2 separate regions of the Homo sapiens genome follow, and region 1 is linked to region 2. Evidence: chromatin contacts called from ENCODE Hi-C or POLR2A ChIA-PET data. All regions are on one chromosome and are shown on one strand. The core of a region is the stretch at or near the end of the contact, and the rest is flanking DNA. Distances in the headings are between cores, read along the strand shown. Region 1 has its middle 49 kb from the start of CIMIP1. Region 2 has its middle 38 kb from the start of NKILA.

The links. Hi-C counts contacts between places; a loop is a spot of excess contacts on that map. ChIA-PET counts read pairs that join two places held with the same protein, here RNA polymerase II (POLR2A).
Region 1: a loop to region 2 is called in a map of posterior cingulate gyrus, with 2.5 times the contacts of the local background. The contact joins two enhancer-like sites. A Hi-C loop is called at or near these places in 1 of 168 maps with a recorded cell type or tissue (posterior cingulate gyrus). POLR2A ChIA-PET finds 5 or more read pairs at or near these places in 1 of 52 experiments (SK-N-SH).

The regions. Positions count from the first base shown.
Region 1 is chr20:58,100,328-58,104,065 of GRCh38, forward strand. No RefSeq gene overlaps it. Among named protein-coding and RNA genes, the nearest start is that of CIMIP1, 49 kb to the right of the region's middle. Within about 2 kb of position 2,049, at least 2 of the 41 ENCODE cell types and tissues checked have a DNase peak (open chromatin) inside an H3K27ac peak, as active enhancers do.
Region 2 is chr20:57,746,628-57,750,046 of GRCh38, forward strand. No RefSeq gene overlaps it. Among named protein-coding and RNA genes, the nearest start is that of NKILA, 38 kb to the left of the region's middle. RefSeq lists enhancers at 1,046-1,905, 1,906-2,763. Within about 2 kb of position 2,169, at least 25 of the 41 ENCODE cell types and tissues checked have a DNase peak (open chromatin) inside an H3K27ac peak, as active enhancers do.

The DNA.
Region 1 (3,738 bases), core at 799-3,298, 350 kb after region 2:
GCCCGGCTGTCTCCTGCTGAAACATATGGCCATGCTCACCTCTTTCTTTCTCTGCTTACAACCCTTTAAAAGCCCCTAAAGATCTCATCTTCCACACCACGGCCTGTGGAACCTCCCATCATCTGGCCCTGCCTCCCCTCCAGTCCAGCCCCAACCCACCCCTGCATTGCTTCCACCCGCTTGCCTCTCTTTGTGCTGTGTCCATTGCCTGGAATTCTCTTCCTTCTCTTCTTTGTGCAAATCCTGCTCATCTTCCTAAACTCAGCAAGGAGAGTCTCCTCCTCCAGGAAGCCCTCCCTAACTTCCCTTATCCTGGATTAGCTAACATTCACTCCCAGGAGTCCCCGGCATAGCACTATCACCTCACTCATCCACTGTATTGTGATTACATGTTCATGCCTCAGTTTCCCCTAGGAGACTGTGACTTTCCTAAAGAAGCCTTATCTGAATCAACTCTGCATTCCTGTAGCTTGGCATCTTGTTTGGGGAATGGTGGGTGCTTGGTAGGAATTTTAAGGCAATTCATTCATGCATTCATTCATGCATTCATTCATTCATTCATTCATTCATACATTGCTTCTGGCTGCCGAAATGCCTGCATTCTCTCCGCTATTGATGGCTAAGTCATGAGGAGTGGTTGGGAGGCAGCAGTTAACCAAATTGATTAGGTACTTACTTTATGCTAAATAAAGTACTGGTAGGGCTCTGGGTCTTAAGAAGTGGGGCCCCTGACCTCAAGACACCTACCAGGAGACAGGAGCGCACATCTAATGTGCTGGACCAGGGCACTTCAAATTTTAATTGGCACACAAACCACCTAGGGACCATGTTAAAGTGCAGGTTCCGACTCAGCTGGGCTGGGCTGGGGCCCGAGGGTATTTATTTATTTATTTATTTACCTACTTATTTTGAGACAAAGTCTCACTCTGTCACCCAGGCTTGAGTGCAGTGGCGCGATCTCAGCTCACTGCAACCTCTGCCTCCCAGGTTCAAGTGATTTTCCTGCCTCAGCCTCCTGAGTAGCTGGGATTACAGGCATGTGCCACCACGCCTGGCTAATTTTTGTATTTTTAGTAGAGATGGGGTTTCATCATGTTGGTCAGGCTGGTCTTGAACTCCTGACTTCGTGATCTGCCCGCCTCGGCCTCCCAAAGTGCTGGGATTACCAGTGTGAGTCACCGCGCCTGGCCCCGAGGGTCTTCGTTTCTAACCAGCTCCCAGATGACGCAGCCCTGCTGGCCCCGAGCCACACTGGGTGCTTACCGGCAACGTGTTGCACTCTGCAACCAAAGGCAAGGCCGCATGGCACCCATCCTTCCCTCCTGCCCCACATGCTAGTATGTTCCTTCAATCAACTCTCACTTTGTTCCCTAAATGTATTTAAAGGTAAATTTTAAATTCTTATCTTAAATGAAAAAGAAACATCACTTTTGATACACAGAAAATACCCAGGAGATAAATAGAGTAAACTGTTCTACACCTGGTTGCACATCCTCAACTGATGGTCCTGAGCCACATCCAGCTCCCCCTCTGTTCAAATCAACTTCAAAATAAACTCCATACTCAGAGCTTTCGTGGCCAATGGAGATGGTCAATGTTAGGGGTTAAAGGCATATTAGCACTAAGCCGAGACTTTCTCTTTGAGATCACTAGAGGGATTCTGAAGAATGGAAAAAGGGGCCAGGCACGGTGGCTCATGCCTGTAATCCCAGCACTTTGGGAGGTCAAGTCTGGCAGATCACCTGAGGTCAGGAGTTCAAGACCAGCCTGGCCGACATGGTGAAACCCCGTCTCTACTAAAAATACAAAAGTTAGCCAGGCTTGGTGGTGGGTGCCTGTAGTCCCAGCTACTCGGGAGGCTGAGGCAGGAGAATCGCTGGAACCAGGAGGCAGAGGTTGCAGTGAGCCAAGATCATACCATTGCACTGCAGCCTGGGCGACAGAGCAAGGCTCCATCTCAAAAAAAAAAAAAAAAAAGAAGAAGAAGACAAATGGAGAAAGGGATGAGCTTCTCAGTTTGTGGTTCTCTGTTACTTGGCAACACAGTGTGTGCTGCAGGCAGTGTTTTGGGAGAGCCTGGATTGACAACTGCAGAGGCCACTCTGTCCAGCCCAGGCATGCTCCAAGTGCCTGAGGTCATTGGCAAATGACCACAGCTGGGCTCTCTTTGGCTCAAGAATCTCCAGATTCCATGCATTTTCATGGCCTAGCAAAATGCCTCCAGTATTTGAACCCCTTGACAGCTGGCCTCGCTATGGCACCATTCCACGAGAGAAGAATCTCACCGCCCTCCACCCCATTATAATCACTTTAGATAAACCCTGCTCACAGGCGGCAAGAAATTTAAAAAAAAAAATGTGGGAATAGATGTTGTTTCACAGGCAGCAGAGATTTAGCTGTGCCGCTTTCTCTTCTTAATTGTGGGTCTGTCCAGGGAACCCACAGCAGTGGATAAATCACGGTGATGGTTGGCAAGCCACTGTTGCCACACAGCTACCCGAAGAGTTACAATATTATCTGATGCTGAAAGGTGGGGATCAGGGAAAAGGGTGAATGGATGACTCAGTCACAGATGGAGCCACAAAGATGAAGCCATTCATTCCCACCCACCACCACCACCACCACAAAAAAGAACATCTGAGCCCCCACCATGAGTCAGGGATGAGCTGGTGCACCTGCCCTCAGGGGCTCAGCCAATAGAAGGTGCACCCCCTAATGATCTGAAGTAACTTGAAATCACAGAGTCATCCTACCCAAAATGCAAACTCAGTGGTTTCCTCACCTACTCAAAACCCTTTAAGGATGCAAAGCACATCTGGTTTTGCTTGCTGCATTCCCATTTTCCCGCTGGTAACAACTTCCTGGTCTTCTTAGTGGAGACCCACTCCCCCCGACCTTTGGTCTACGTGGTCTGGGTGGGGCTGGCGTGTGCTCCTCTGTCCCTCCACCCCACTCAGTGGGTGGGCAAGCTTCCCAGAACCCTGGCTACCTAGGGGTGGCATGTGACCAAGAGGGAGTCCAGGACAATCCCAGTCTTCAGTTGACACATCCTGAAAAGCACACCTGCTTCTGCCTGGGCTTGCCAGGAGTATCAGTGGGGACTCTGGACCTGCCTCCAGAAAGAAAAAAGGATTCGTGATGGTTAACTGGATGGGTCAACCCAATTGCCCAGGGCTGCCCAGATCAAATGTTATTCTCGGTGTGTCTGTGAGAGTGTTTCCAGATAAGCTGAGCATTTGAATTGGTAGACTAGGTAAAGTTGATGGCTCTTCCCCATGCAGCTGAGCATCATTCAAACCACTGAATAGAACAAAAAGGTGGAGGAATGAGAAAGCCGCCCTGTTTTCTTCCTGCCTTCCTGCTTGAGCTGGGACAATGGGCTCCTTCTGCCCTGGGGCTGAGGTTTATACCACCGCCTCCCCTGCTGGTCAGGCCTTCGGAATCAGGCTGGAGTCATTCACGGCAGATGGTGGGACTTCTGAGCCTTCATCATTGCATGATCCAACCCCTCCTAATAGATCTTCCTTTATGTAAATATATATAGCGATGATGAAGGTGGTGATGGTGGTAAGAGGATGAAGCTTCCCACCTCCCAGAGTGGAGGAGGAGGCTCTTCGGTGACCATGCACTCAGAGAGACTCTGTACCTCTGTTCGTTTCTGGCACTTCTGGAATGAGCTCTTAGGATTCATGATGAATCCGACCTCAGTTGGTCATGGGACAAAGCCTTATAAAATGT
Region 2 (3,419 bases), core at 919-3,418:
TCTCAGTGTTAAGACTCTGGGAAGTATCATTATCTCTTCATATTTATAGCCCCTAGAACTGTCCCTGGTATGCAGTAGGCACTTAATAATCATTAAATAACTGAATGAATGAATGTACGAATAAATGAATACCTATGTGAAAGGAGCCATTCTGCTGTCTTGTCCTTTGGGAAGGGCAGAGATTTGAAGCTGGGTGGGGACTTGGGGGCTCCTCCTACCTTTGCCTGATGGGCTCATGATCTGCTGGGCGAGACCACTCAGGCCAACTCTTAAAGCCCAGAGCCCCTCGGGATCTGCTCTAGTTCTACCAAGGGGTTTCACCCTCCCTGGTACTGGGCTCTGGGTGGACCAGAAGGTCTGTGTACTCCCAGAGGGGCCAGCAGAGTGGCCTGTGAATGACCTCTCCCCCACCCCCACCCCAGCCAGGACTGTTTACTCCTAATACATTAGATTTCCAGATGGGAATCATTTGGGCAATCGTGCACTTTTATATCCTTGAAAGGAAAAGAGAAAATGGCAATGCTTCCCTTTCTGCCCTTCCCCTCAAGGTCTGCCAGGATGACATCAGACCCCCAACCTCACCAGGGGGCTTCCTCACCAGGGGTTGGCGGGGACCAGAGGGGCAGAGCTTTGAGGGAGGCCGGAGAGAGGGCCTGCCCCTTCCCCTGCTTCCCAAAAAGGAAATCATGAACTTGGAAATGTTGGAAGCATGTCCTCTGTTAACCTTCTGCACACCTCAGTCGTCTGCACTTCACCGTCATACTTTCTGCCATGTCTGGCTGCCACTCATACTATTTCTTCGCTTTTTTCTTTAAGATAAGTTAACAAAGTTTTTATATAGCATTAAAAATGTTTTCATTATGGAAAATTTTAAATACATACAAAAGTGGCCTGAATAATATAATGTAATCTAATCTAATACAATATACTCATAATATATAATGTATGTATTATATATAACATGTCATATTAAATGTTGCAATATAAGATACAATATTTGAAATGATATGTAATATACCCATCACTTCGCTTCAAAAAGTGTCCACTCGTGGCTGATCTTGTTTCTTCCATGTCTTCACTCGCTCCTCCACTGCAGATTACTCTGAGGCATACCCCAGAAATCATGTCTTTGCATCCACAAATATTTCAGTATCTCTCTCCCTCTGAAATGTTCGACTAACTTACAAAACTTAATTTGTCTTAAAAGTGAACTCTGTATCACTACCCTAAGAGGAAATCTGGGTAACTTTCCAAAACTAGATGGAAAAATAAACACCGCGAAAGTAAAATAGTGTTACCCATGTCTACGTGAGCGTGAGCCTGCTCTCTTGGTTCAAAAAAGGAATCCAAGTGCTCAGGGAGTGTTGAGGACAAGTTGGCACCCAACTGAGACTTTCTCCTTCACAGATAATTAGGAAGGGTGAAAGACAATTGGGAGGGGAAAACTTTCTCTCTGTTTGGTTCGTTGTTACCTGATACTGAACCATAACCTCACTCCTACCGGCACGTCTGCCCGGGGTGCCGGCCACTCCTGGGTGCCACAGCTGCAAGCATAGGCACCCACGGGCAGGGCTGGCTTTCAGGGACGTGCTGCTGCTGGTGCAGGAGGCCCGCCTGGGTTCAGATCCTGGCGTAGCCCTTCCTGAGTATGTGAGCTTGGGCACACAGCAAACTCCCCGGCCTCAGTTTCCTCATCAGGGAAATGGGGGCAGGAGTAGTGGTACCACGCATGGCTGTTGTGAGGCTCACGAGATATTCCAAGTATAGAGTTTAGAACGGAGCGTGACAGAGCAAAATCTCAATGAATGGCAGCTGGTGGTGGTGTTGTTTTTATTGTTATTATTACTAGCAGCTAAGTAGACATCCCGATTTCTTCCAAAGTGTCCCCTCAACAGTGGAGCTGGAGTTACCTTTTCTCCCTGGTCTTCCTGGTGGGGGCTAAGTCTTGCCCTTTCTCCTGCCCCAGGCATTTTGGTTTCTGAATTCCTGGAACTTTGCACCGCAGCATCGGGGCTCTCATGATCCCCTGAGCCACTTAGCCTGCCAGCCTGTGAGTCACCTCTGTCTACTGGGGAAAACCAAGCGGCCCAGAAAAAAAAATTCCAGACTCCCATGGGCGTCCCCAGCTGCCTGCTGCCGGGATGAGCAGCGCCACCGCCACCCCCATCCCTGCCAGACAGCTGGGCAGGCTGCCAGGTCCGCGGCTCACACCCAGGATGGCAGCAGACAGCTCCACTGGGCTGGGCTCTGCGTGTGTGTGCGTGTGTGTGTGCGCGCGCGTGTGTGTGCACGCGTGCGCCGCGTTCTTTCCCCTCTGCTGGCCTGGGTTGTTTCGCTCTGGGCTGCGCATTCATTTTTAGATTCCGGCCTCCTCCCTCCCCGCCATCTCCCGCTTCTATTCTTAGAAAGCAAACTGGGGTGTGCTTGGGCTTCGCAGGGAAGTCAGACAGAAGTTTGCCCACGTGCTCCGGCCGCCTGAGATATGGAGTTAATTAAAAAGGAGGCTTTGAGCGGCAGGTTCATTGGCCGGAAACGCAGCTGGCGGGGGCCAGGGCGAGCCTGGGGTGCCCGGCCCCCCTGCTCTAGGTGGACTTGGGGAGCTGAGTGGAGGCTCTGCCCAGCCCAGCTCCCAGGGCCTGAGAGGGCAAGGCTCTTGGGAGGGCCTGCCCTGCCTGGATGGGTTGGGGTGGCCGTGAGTGTTGGTTAAATATGAACTCTTCAAGCATGTTGAGCTGCTGAGAGATTTTTAATTAGATAAATAAATTGTAAAGGGTTTGGAGGAGGGTTGCCTTCAGGAAGCTGAGCTGGCTGAAATGTGCTGTCTGCGGAAGGAAGCCGACCTTCCTCAATGCCAGCCTGGCAGTGCAAGGGCAGGAAGGCAGGGAGAGAGGAGAGGAGGGAGGGAGGGGTGAAGGGAGAGAGATGGGAGGAGGAGGAGGGTCTGGGGGTACTGGAGTGTCTCAGTGTCAGAGGCGTTGGAACCAGAGCGACTCCATCTTGAGTGAGGGCTGGAAAATGAGGCCGAGACCTGCTGGGCTGCGTTCCCAGAAAGTCAGGCATTCTGAGCCTCTAGATGTTTATGGTTAAGGAACAAATTAATAATGTTTACTAAACAGACCCAGACTTGGGAGTGTCCAGATATCCTGATATCTGGAGAACAAAGGCATTCCTAATTTTACTTTAAAGATAATAATATCGATTCTTGTAAAATACAGTAATTAAGAAAACTAATCCTTTATCACAAACCCTCGTAGCAGAGCACATCTGCCCATATATACAAGCATTGTACCTAGGGTGGACGCGTTCCTCCTCTTACTTTCGGGAATGTCCTCCTCTGTCTGTGGAGTAGCTGTCCTTTCACCACTTGACTTTCTTAGTAAATTTGCTTTTACTTTGCACTGTGGACTCACCCTTTCTTG